2 separate regions of the Homo sapiens genome follow, and region 2 is linked to region 1. Evidence: chromatin contacts called from ENCODE Hi-C or POLR2A ChIA-PET data. All regions are on one chromosome and are shown on one strand. Each heading gives the region's core, a stretch centred on a gene start or an enhancer-like site at or near the end of the contact. The rest is flanking DNA. Distances are from core to core; before and after follow the strand shown. Region 1 overlaps MAPK1 (mitogen-activated protein kinase 1). Region 2 has its middle 19 kb from the start of YPEL1.

Region 1 (5,665 bases), core at 1,614-4,113:
CTCGGCTCACTGCAACCTCCACCTCCCAGGTTCAAGCGATTCTCCTGCCTCAGCCTCCAAGTAGCTGGGATTACAGGTGTGTGCCACCATGCCCAGTGCATTTTTTGTATTTTTAGTAGAGACAGGGTTTCTCCATGTTGGCCAGGCTGGTCTCGAACTCCTGGGCTCAACTGATCCACCCGCCTCGGCCTCCCAAAGTGCTAGGATTATAAGTGTGAGCCACCATGCCCAGCTGGTCCTTGATAATTTTTAACAAATGTAAAGGGATCTTGGCTGGGCGCAGTGGGTCATGCCTGCAATCCTAGCAATTTGGGAGGCTGAGGTGGGTGGATCAGTTGAGCCCAGGAGTTTGAGACCAGCCTGGCCAACATGGCAAAACCCTGTCCCTACAAAAACATACAAAAATTAGCCGGGCATGGTGGTACACGCTTGTAGTCCCAGCTACACAGGAGGCAAGGCTGGAGGATCGCTTGAGGAGGGGGTGGCTACCAGCCTGGGTGACAGAGAGAAACCCCGTCTCAAAAAAAAAAAAAAAAAAAAAAAGCCAGGCACGGTGGCTCATGCCTGTAATCCCAGCACTTTGGGAGGCTGAGGTGGGTGGATCATCTGAGGTCAGGAGTTTGAGACCAGCCAATGTGGTGAAACCCCATCTCTATTAAAAATACAAAAATTAGGCAGGCGTGGTGGCAGGTGCCTGTAATCCCAGCTACTTGGGAGGCTAAGGCAGGGAGAACTGCTTGAACCTAGGAGGCCGAGGTTGCAGTGAGCCGAGATGGTGCCGTTGCACTCCATCTGGGTGACAGAGCAAGACTGTCTCAAAAAAAAAAGAGGCTGGGCGCAGTGGCTCACACCTGTAATCCCAGCACTTTGGGAGGCTGAGGGGGGTGGATCACTTGAGGTCAGGAGTTTGAGACCAGCCTGACCAACATGGTGAAACCCCGTCTCTACTAAAAATACAAAAATTAGCTGGGCTTGGTGGCATGCATCTGTAATCCCAGCTACTTGGGAGACTGAGGCATGAGAATCGCTTGAACCTGGGAAGCAGAGGTTGCAGTGAGCCGAGATCATACCACTGCACTCCAGCCTGGGTGACAGAGTGAGACTCGGTCTCAAAAAAAAAAAAACAGAAAGAACAAAAGAAAGAATGAACCAATGAAAGAAAGAAATGTAAAGGTATCCTGAGACAAGAAGGTTTGAGAATGGCTACCTTATACTTTTCTTGCAACTTTTATGTTTTTAGACAGAGTCTCACTCTGCCACCCAGGCTGGAGTATAGTGGTGTGACCTTGCCTCACTGCAACCTCTGCCTCCCGGGTTCAAACGATTCTCATGCCTCAGCCTCCTGAGTAGCTGAGATTACAGGTGTCCACCATCATGCCTGGCTAATTTTTTGTATTTTTAGTAGAGATGGGGTTTCACAAAGTTGGCTAGGCTGGTATCGAACTCCTGGCGAGTAATCCACCCACCGCGGCCTCCCAAAGTGCTGGGATTACAAGTGTGAGCCACCACACCCAGCAACTTTTCTTTAAAAAATTTTTTTTCTTTCCTAAACAAGCTAAAACAGCGCAAGTTTTCTGAAAGCTGAAATTCTATAAAACGTTACAAATATGTACACAGAGTGCTCTAGCTTCTCAAAACTGGGACAATATGAGTTTAAAAAAAAAAAAGAAAGAAAATTAAAATGGAGAACACATAAAAAAAAAATCCTGGGTCTGCAATAGTGTTTTAAAAACAAAGGTAGGATACAGAGGAAGAGAAAGGGTAAATGGGAAAAATCTTCATAGGAGAATTCTAGCTAATACAAGTAAAAGAAAGAACAAATTTAGAAAATTACCATTTTATAACCTCCAGTATGATAACTGACAGAAGTGAGTGCTGAACCACTGGGGGAAGGCTGCTGGGAAACAAGGATGGCCATCCTGGCTAACATGGTAAAACCCTGTCTCTACTAAAAATACAAAAAAATTAGCCGGGCGTGGTGGCGGGCACCTGTAGTCCCAGCTACTTCTGCACCGTCTTCAGGAATCTGTAGTGGTCGTGTTAGAAACGTGCAAGCTACATCTCATCAGAAAGAACTCACTGGAGGAATCCACAATGTGAACCACTCTGTGAAACAACTGATCTGTACATTGCAAAGTACTGAATGTCTTAAAGAAGAGAGGAAGGGCAAGACTGTTCTAGACTAAGAATAATGCATGAAACAATTAAATCATGTGTTGAAAACAGAGTTACCTAGACTTTTTTGGGAGGATGGGATGTCATGGAATTAATGCTGATCATTTTATGAAAGGGTAAGGGTACTCTAGCTGTGGGAAGAACACCTTCCTTGTAAGGAGCATTAGTATGCCCCAAAGGGTCTAGGAGTGAAGTGTTATATGTTGGTGAAGTGTCACATGGTCTGACAAAAGAGAAGAGACAGAAGAAGAAAGAGAGAGAGAAAGGAAAGAGTAAGAGAGGGAAGGAGGGATAAGAAATATGACAAGGTGTTAATAGCTGGAGAACCAAGGACAGGGGCATATGGGTATTCACTCTACTCTCAATTTTTCTATGGGTTTGATAATTTTCTACATTAATAAAAATAAACAAAATGAAGACAACTGCTAGAAGTAACATTCTCAGGCTACAGGTATCGCAAATAAGAAAAAAATGAACACTCAATTTTCACTTTGGTGACCCTGCAAGTAGAAGGAAAAGCTGGTCATCTTGAAGAACACCCTCTCTGGCTACTTCTCCCTGGAGGGTAATAGAGAAGTGGAGACAGTGGCGGCGTCTAAGTCAGAACGGAGACTGCAAGACCAAGCCACACCAGGACAAAGGCACACCAACAGCTCCCTTTACAACTGGCACTGAACACTGGCATGCCAATGCTCCTTGTTTAGAATGGCTGTCACGTGGCCAGTCAGAGAAAGAACCTGTTGTGTGGGATTATTTGTGATATAGAATTACAGAGAATCAACATGGCATTTTCTTCTCTGAAACATCTGTTACACCAAATCCTTCTTTATAATGGAATTTATGTTAATGAGATTTTACTTTTATAACTAAACTGAACAAATGTAGGATATCAAGAAAAACTAAATGCTTTAAACAAATTCCATTTCCTTATGAAAAAATCTAATAGCTTATCTGTACTAGTAATAAAGGATGGAGGAAGAAAAAGAAGACTATAAGCTAATTAGACCTGTTCTTTCATTTCCACTAAGCCTCTCAGGACTATTTCTGGTTCCTGGGCCCTAGATACAAGATCCAATGTCTATTTTTATTGCTTTTCTTCAAGTATCTTTACATGACAGCAGAGGGAACTGTGTTTAAGAATCTTATAATCCTGAGATACTAGATACAGGTAGTATGTCAGGCCTACTTAACTACTCAATTTTCACACCTTATTCATATATTATTTGCAAATAACAGAAAAATACTGAATCTCAATCTCCATAGCAGCCCTCAATTTTTGCCTCCTGGCTCATAAACCCAACAAAAAATGTCAGACTTCACTTTTCTGGGCTTTTGTAAACTTATTCAACCATTTCTTATGACCAAGACACAGACCTTGCTAGTAGAGTGTGGATGAGACCTGGATGCACTCTCTATAGCCACTCACAGATGCAGAGGAAAGCACTTCATTTGGAAGCAGGAAATCACGTAATTTCAAAAGAATCCACGGCAGTTCCTACTCTGTCCACATTTATGTTTTCTTCAAGTACAACAAATTACAATATAATTCTGCCGAAGAGACATTCTTCATTATCAGATAAATTTGACCTTTATAGAATAGCCCTGGCCCATGTTCACAGAAATACACATTACTGAATAACCTCTACAACAAACCCAGCCTGCACCTAACAGTGACAGCGATAGGTAGGACTTCAGGACAGCTGTCCAAGGAGTGAAACACAGACCACTTATGGTAACAGTGACTGGAGAGGCACACCCCCTCCTACTCTACAACCGTCAGCACTATATCAGCTGAGGTAGAGAGGCTGAGCCCTAGGGCCCAGAAGTTCAATGCCGAACAAAATTTAGACAGCACCTTGGGGCCAGGTGTGGTGGCTCATCCCTGTAATCCCAGCACTTTGCGGGGGGCGTGGGGGGTGCTGAGGTGGGTGGATCCCTTAAGCTCAGGAGTTCAAGACCAGCCTGGGCAACATGCGACATAGGAAGACGCCCTACTTTTACAAAAAAAATTTAAAAATTAGCCAGATGTGGCCAGGCACAGTGGCTCACGCCTGTAATCCCAGCACTTTGGGAGGCTGAGGTGGGCGGATCATAAGGTCAGGAGATAGAGACCATCCCGGCTAACACGGTGAAACCCCGTCTCTACTAAAAAATACAAAAAATTAGCCGGGCATGGTGGCGGGAGCCTGTAGTCCCATCTACTTGGGAGGCCGAGGCAGGAGAATGGTGTGAACCCAGGAGGCGGAGCTTGCAGTGAGCTGAGATTGTGCTACTGCACTCTGCCTGGGCAACAGAGTGAGACTCCATCTCAAAAAAAAAAAAAAATTAGCCAGGTGTAGCGGTGCACTCTGTAGTCCCAGCAACTCCGGAGACTGAGGTGAGGAGGGTCACTTGAGCCCAGGAGGTTGAGACTGGTAAGCCGTGATGGTGCCACTGCACTCCAGCCTGGGTGACAGAGTAACACCCTGTCTCAAAAAAGACAGCACCTTGTCTCTGGCCAGACAGGCAAACTCTCAACGCAGAGGGAGACTTACGGCTTACTGCAATGCATTCAGAAAGTTCTCTTACTTACTGGATTTCTTTTTATGCAAACTTCATCCTTACCTTGGAATTCAACATAATTTCTGGAGCCCTGTACCAACGTGTGGCCACATATTCTGTCAGGAACCCTGTGTGATCATGGTCTGGATCTGCAACACGGGCCAGGCCAAAGTCACAGATCTAAGAGAGAAAAAAAACAGGATAACTTCTTAGAAATTCTAACCTTTCATATCAAAACATCACAAAAATAAAAAAGGCAATAGGAATAATAATGCTACTAAGTGGCAGATACTTTCTGGGCATTCTAGAAAATCATTATTTAATTTTCCCAACAACCTGAAAAGCAATCAACATGTTAGAGACCAGGATGCAGGCTGAAGAAGTCTTTACAGAGCACACTTTAAGAAGCATCCCTACCTTTCATTATCTGCTTAGCACAAAGCAATCTCAATAGGTGAATTGACAAAAACTGTTCTGAGTAGTCACCAAAACCAACCAGTACCCTTTTCTCAGCCTGTCCTGCTGGAGCTCTCAGGACTGCTGTGAAGATCTGCACTGGCCTTCTATTCTCAGACTCTACTTTCTGCTAGTCTTCTACTTAGTCTATAAATATAAGTATTTCCAAAGATTCTTCCCACTTCCTTCTTCTAGGTAGTCAAACCTACTCCCAAAGCTTTTTTTTTTTAAAGTTTCATATACTTAAGAATATTTTATTTTTAAAAAATACATAGTTTCTCATTTTCTCCGGTCTCAAGCATCTACTGGCCTTTCATCATCTGGCCCTCCAATATCATGGTGTGGCTTATTTTCTATTTTTAGTAGAGATGGGGTTTCACCACGTTGGCCAGGCTGGTCTCGAACTCCTCACCTCAGGTGATTCAACCACCTCAGCCTCCCAAAGTGTTGGGATTACAGGTGTGAGCCACCATGCCTGGCCATGATTTTTTTT
Region 2 (5,665 bases), core at 1,657-4,156, 42 kb before region 1:
TTCTGGAAGAGATTGTAGAGAATTGATTTTTTTTTTTTTTTTTTTTGAGACAGAGTCTCACTCTGTCACCCAGGCTGGAGTGCAGTGGTGCCATCTCAGTTCACTTCAACCTCTGCCTCCTGGGTTCAAGTGATTCTACTGCCTCAGCCTCCTGAGTAGCTGGGATGACAGGCACCTGCCACCACGCCCGGCTAATTTTTGTATTTTTAGTAGAGACAGGCTTTCACCATCTTGGCCAGGCTGGTCTCGAACTCCTGACCTTGTGATCCGCCCCCGCCGGGCCTCCCAAAGTGCTGGGATTACAGGCGTGAGCCCCCGCGCCCGGCTGATATTTCCTCTTTAAAACATCTGGGCCTGGTAGAGTCATGTCAAATGAGTTGAAAACTTAAGTCCACACAAAAACCTGCACATGGATGTTTACAGCAGCTTTATCTATAATTGCCAAAACTGGGAAGCAAGTGAGACGTTGATAGCTGAATGGAGACACAATCAGTGGTATATCCATACAATGGAATATTATTCAGTGATAAGAAGAAATGAGCTATGTAGCCACCAACAGACATGGTGGAATATTGACTGCATATGGCTGAAAGATGTCTGAAAATGACACATTCTGTTCTAACTACATGACATTTTAGAAAGGCAAAACCACAGCAACAGTAAAAAGCCGCATGGCTGTCAAGGGTTGGCGGGGGATAGGTGTGCTGATGGTGCAGGGGTGGGTGTGTGGGACTCCATGTACTATCTGCTTAATTACTCTGTAAAAAGCGGTACTAAAAGAGTAAAATCTACTTTAAAAATAGAGAGATGAGCAAGAGGGGAGGAATGACCAGGTTTGCTGAAGAGAGAGGCTTCGGGGGCCTCACAGGGGTCAGGACTTGTCTAAGAGGAGTTTGATAACCATGGCCAAGGAGAGACATGGGCTTCCAGTGATCTGAGACGATCCTGACAATGGAATGTTAATTACAACCTTCAAGATTTAACATTACAGTCCTGGAGAGCCAAACATTCGTAAATGCAGTGCAAGGTCTACTTGTGCAGAGTGAACAGATGAAAGCATCAATGGCAGGAGGTAAAATGAAAGATTTCTGTGGACAGAAACGTCCTGGAGTTCTCGGCACCTGCATGTAGCCTCCCCACTGCTGGCTGACATGGCATTTTTTCTTTTAAAGAGAGTGGGTCTTGCTCTGTTGCCCAGGAGGAGTGCAGTGGTGCGATCATAGCTCACTGCAGCCTTGAACCACTGGGTTCAAGTGATCCTCCTGCCTCAGCCTCTCCAGTAGCTGGGACCACGGGCATGCGCCACTATACCTGGCTAATTTTTTTTTTCATTATTTTTTGTAGAGGTAAATACAACCTGTGTTGTCCAGGCTGGCTCTGAACACCTAGTTTCAAGAGATCCTCTTACCTTGGCCTGTCAAAGCACAGGGATTACAGGTGTGAGCCACTGCACAGCACACAGCACTATTTTCGAGTTTTAATGATTCCTCTTCTCTGGTTACCAAGGTAATACAAAGTATTAAACCTCCTGGTGTATCTGTCAAGAGGTGCTGCACCTTGGAAATTCTCCTGCACACCAGGAGTGTCCTGCTCTCTGCTGTGGCCCAGGGCTGTGTGGTCTTGGGCCTTTCCTCCATCCTCTGGAGTCAGATCTGGCAGGCACATGCTGTGCATTAAGCCTTGGGGCCGGCAGTGGAGGCCTGGCCAGGGCCCTTGGCTGGGGTCGAAGGGCTGATCCTGAAAGGGCACAGGACCAGCAGGCTGCAGCAGCAGGAGTGGTCTTCCATGGAAGGGGCTTCCCGGGGGAACTGCGTTACCTGATTCCCACCACGTGTGCCTGCTGCTTGTGGTGGGGTGCCGTGCAGGGGATCAGGACAGTGGGGGCTCCTTTGGGGGTCTGACATGGGCTCAGAGCCAGAAATGTACACCTGCCACCTCCTAGGAAAAGAAAGCACAAAGCAAAGACAAAGAGGGGAGGGGCGTGGCATGCAGCAGACCATGCTGTCACCCAGGTGGCCTTGCTATCTCTGACCTCAACCTTGGGCTGCACAGCTCATGGGAGCATCTAGTGGATGCTCCAACTAGATTGTGCCAAGGTGGGGCCGGGCCAACGTCTCAGCCACGAGGAATCCTCACAGAGCAGTCACCAGAGCCCTTGCTGCCGGGACACTTCCTCCAGTGCCCAGATATGGCCAGCCTGGGTGGCTGGGTGTGTCTGTCTTCCCTTTGGAGCTCCTTTTGCCAGGGGAAACTCTGTGTTCTCTGATCTCAGGTGGTGCCTATTTTGATGACAGCACGTTCTTTTTTTTTTTGAGACGGAGTCTCGCTCTGTCACCCAGGCTGGAGTGCAGTGGCGCAACCTCGGCTCACTGCAACCTCCACCTCCTGGGTTCAAGCAATTCTCCTGCCTCAGCCTCCCGAGCAGCTGGGACCACAGGCACAAGCCACCATGCCTGGCTAATTTTTGTATTTTTAGTAGAAGTGGGGTTTCACCATATTGGCCAGGCTGGTCTCAAACTCCTGACCTTGTGATCCGCCTGCCTCGGCCTCCCAAAGTGATGGGATTACAGGTGTGAGCCACCGCGCCCTGCCAATGATAGCACCTTCTTAAAACAGGGGAGCTTGTGTATACACTTAACCCTGAGTCGGTTTCGTGTCAACGTCGGATATGTGAGTGTTAGGCTGTTCTTGTGTTGGTATAAAAGAATACCTGAGACTGCATAATTTATAGAGAAAAGAGGTTTAATTGGCTCACAGTTCTGCAGGCTGCAGAGGAAGCATGGCACTAGCATCTGCTTGGCTTCTGGGAGGTCTCGGGGGCTTTTACTCCTGGCAGAAGGGGAAGTGGGAGCAGGCGCGGCACATGGCCAGAGCAGGGGTGAGAGCGTCAGTGTGGGGAGGTGCCACAGGCTTTTACACAACCTTATCTCACAAGGGTAGCACCTCCCATCAGGCCCCACCTCCAACACTGGGGACTACATCTTAGCAAGCTGTTTGGCGGGATCATCCAAACTTGTCATCAGCGAGCAACAAAGGGCTGCCAGAGGGGTGTGCATGCTGCCCCACCCAGGTTAGCACAGTCACGCTCACCCTGGGGGAGCACAGGCAGCCACTGTGACCCCACTATCACCCACCAACCAAACAGTGACTCTGGTGTCTACTTGGGAGTCTAATTCTCCTTATCTGAAAAAAAAAACCAATGCCTTCGGTCTGCCTTGTCCTTGCAGAACCGTCTTCGCTTCAGTCTATTCAAGGCTCTCTTCCCTTCAGAGAAGAGCCGGACACACTGTGGCTGGCTCCCTCCCCGGGGCCTGGCTGATGGTCCCCGGAGGGGCCGCAGCACTGGAGGCACATGTGTGGGCCACCTGCTCACCCTCTTTTCCACTTTCATCGCTTGTGAGAAAACAGAAATAAGAAACGGGCTGCGTCGTTAGCTGCCTCTCCTGCCTGCTGATTCCACTTGTGTTCTGTGCAGCCTGCATATCGTAGGCAGCAATAGCTCTCTCCTCAGAATTCACTTTGGCAGCCAAGCCCCCCTGCAGCTCCTCCTTGCCCTGTGCTCCCTTCTTGGGTAGATGCCCTTTAAACACTGTGCTCCCAGCCTTGGGGCCCTGTTTCCCAGCAACACTGAGTCCAGGGTGCTAATCCCCTGGCGCCTTCCGGCCACAGGCGGCCTTCACTGACAGTATGACTTTCTCCGGTTTGAAATCTGCATTGGCCCAGTCTTTCTTTCTTAACTGAGACATTGCAGATTTATGGACTTTTTTTTATTTTTATTTTTTGATACAGAGTTCTCACTCTGACGCCCAGGCTGGAGTGCAGTGGCGCCATCTCGGCTCACTGCAACCTCCGCCTCCCGGGTTCAAGCGATTCTCACGCCTCAGCCTCCAAGTAGCTGGGACTACAGGCGTCCGCCACCACACCGGGCCAAATTTATGGATTTTTGTTTCCAATCTAGCAGTGACAGTGCTTATTCTAAAACTGTGGCAGTCCATGCTGCTCTCATTCCTGCACTTATTCTTCTTTAGGCACTTAGCGCATTTGTAATTTTAACTTCTTTATATTAAATGGTTAAACCAATGCCTGGCCTCCCTGCTGAGTTATGTGTTGGGAGAGCAGTCTCGTTTGTTTTGCTGACTGCAATACTCATCGCCTTACAAATTCATGTCTTATCAGCCATTGCCTGCCCCTCCCCTATTTGTATGACCTCTCCAATAGCCTTAATCATCCTTCCTGTACTTTTAAACTAGTTAGATGACTGTACTCAATTCCCTAGCGAGGCCTTCCTGCTGCCGACCAGACAGTGATGCCCATGCTGCCAGCTCTCTGTCCTTTCTTGGTCCACTGTGGAGGCGTTAACAGTCATCTGTGGTCTTGTTTTGTTTTCTCAATTGCTCAGTCTTTTGTGACATTTGCTCTCCTCTCAGTTCCCATCACCATTTTTTGGCTCCTCTATGGCAGGCACATTATGCTATCTGTGGGAGGTAGACAGGTTCCCACCCTTGCTTATTCAGAGCAGAGAAAGTTCTACTGATTTCATTTCATAAAAGGATATCGGTGATAAAAGTATTTGAAAACCACTGCTTTTTGGAATATGTAATGCAGTAGACTTTCAAAAGCAATTTAGAAAACAAATTGTCGCCCAGGCTGCAGTGCAGTGGCACAATTATGGTTCACTGGAGCCTTGACCTCCCAGGTTCAAGCGATCCTCCAGCCTCAGCCTCCTGAGTAGTTGAGACCACAGGCTCATGACACCACGCCTGGCTAATTTTTAATTTTTTTGCAGAGCCGGGGGCGGTGGGGTGTCCCATATGTTGCCCAGGCTGGTCTCGAACTCCTGGGTTCAAGCAATCCACCTGCCTCAGCCTCCCAAAGTGCTGCAATTACAGGTGTGAACCACTGCACCCAGCCACAAAGCAATTCTTGAAAAGCAACCAGGGTTGGCTTCCAAATGCTCAGCCCTGTCATGGGTCTCATCTGTAGTCTTAGTGCCTTCCTCCTCCTTGTGTAGATGGTTCCATCTCAGAAAACCTACATTTCCTAGCCTGTAAAGCCTAGCCAGCTCCCCATGGAATGGGAACAATTTAGTATTTTAAAGGAAGTATGAAGAAAGAGCACTCTCTGGGATTAAAGAGGAGGCAGGCTGAAGGAATTATGACATGGCCAATGGGTCACTGCCTGACTCTCCAAACTGGTCTCAGAACTGGCCCCTCTGCGCACGGACTGCTAACTCGAGGGCCCGCACTGCTGACTGGCAGCAGATCTTCCTCCAGTGCCTTGTTCCAGGTTTGAAACCTTTGCCCTAGTGTCCTAGGGCACCGCACACCCCCGCACCCCTTCTTCACACATTCGGCTTCCCTTGTCCAGGGTCCCACCATAGAGGAGCCTCCCCTGCTTCACCCACCACTTTCATAGCTGACAACTGGCTTCTGTTACTGTCTAGTCTTACTAAACAAAAGGGGCAGTGGCTCCTTCTGGCCACAAAATTCCAGGATTCCTCTCCAACTTCTACCCAATCAGGTGCTTCTCTTACCTAGTATTTTAATTTTGACGTGTCTTTCCCAAGCCTGTGTCTGGAGCATGGTGGTTCTGCATCGAGCTGAAACTGCTGGGATTCCTGTGCTTGGGACACAGCCCAGCACATCACAGGTGACAGTTCCAGAGC

Evidence for each region. A loop is a pair of places that touch in the nucleus more often than their neighbours do. ChIA-PET counts read pairs that join two places held with the same protein, here RNA polymerase II (POLR2A). Pooled maps may share reads with other maps.
Region 2: a map of chondrocyte shows a loop between it and region 1 (2.3-fold over the local background). The contact joins two enhancer-like sites. A Hi-C loop is called at or near these places in 5 of 168 maps with a recorded cell type or tissue (HAP-1, K562, chondrocyte and 2 more), 4 of 37 single-sample maps with no recorded cell type and 18 of 50 pooled maps. POLR2A ChIA-PET finds 5 or more read pairs at or near these places in 6 of 52 experiments (A673, GM12878, H1 and 3 more).

Annotation. Positions count from the first base shown.
Region 1 is chr22:21,794,233-21,799,897 of GRCh38, forward strand. MAPK1 (mitogen-activated protein kinase 1) reads right to left here. Exons shown (of 9, transcript NM_002745.5): 4 at 4,780-4,896. Among named protein-coding and RNA genes, the nearest start is that of YPEL1, 61 kb to the left of the region's middle. RefSeq lists a silencer at 3,294-3,494. Within about 2 kb of position 2,864, at least 6 of the 41 ENCODE cell types and tissues checked have a DNase peak (open chromatin) inside an H3K27ac peak, as active enhancers do.
Region 2 is chr22:21,751,776-21,757,440 of GRCh38, forward strand. No RefSeq gene overlaps it. Among named protein-coding and RNA genes, the nearest start is that of YPEL1, 19 kb to the left of the region's middle. RefSeq lists enhancers at 2,726-2,855, 3,236-3,305, 4,740-4,839. Within about 2 kb of position 2,907, at least 2 of the 41 ENCODE cell types and tissues checked have a DNase peak (open chromatin) inside an H3K27ac peak, as active enhancers do.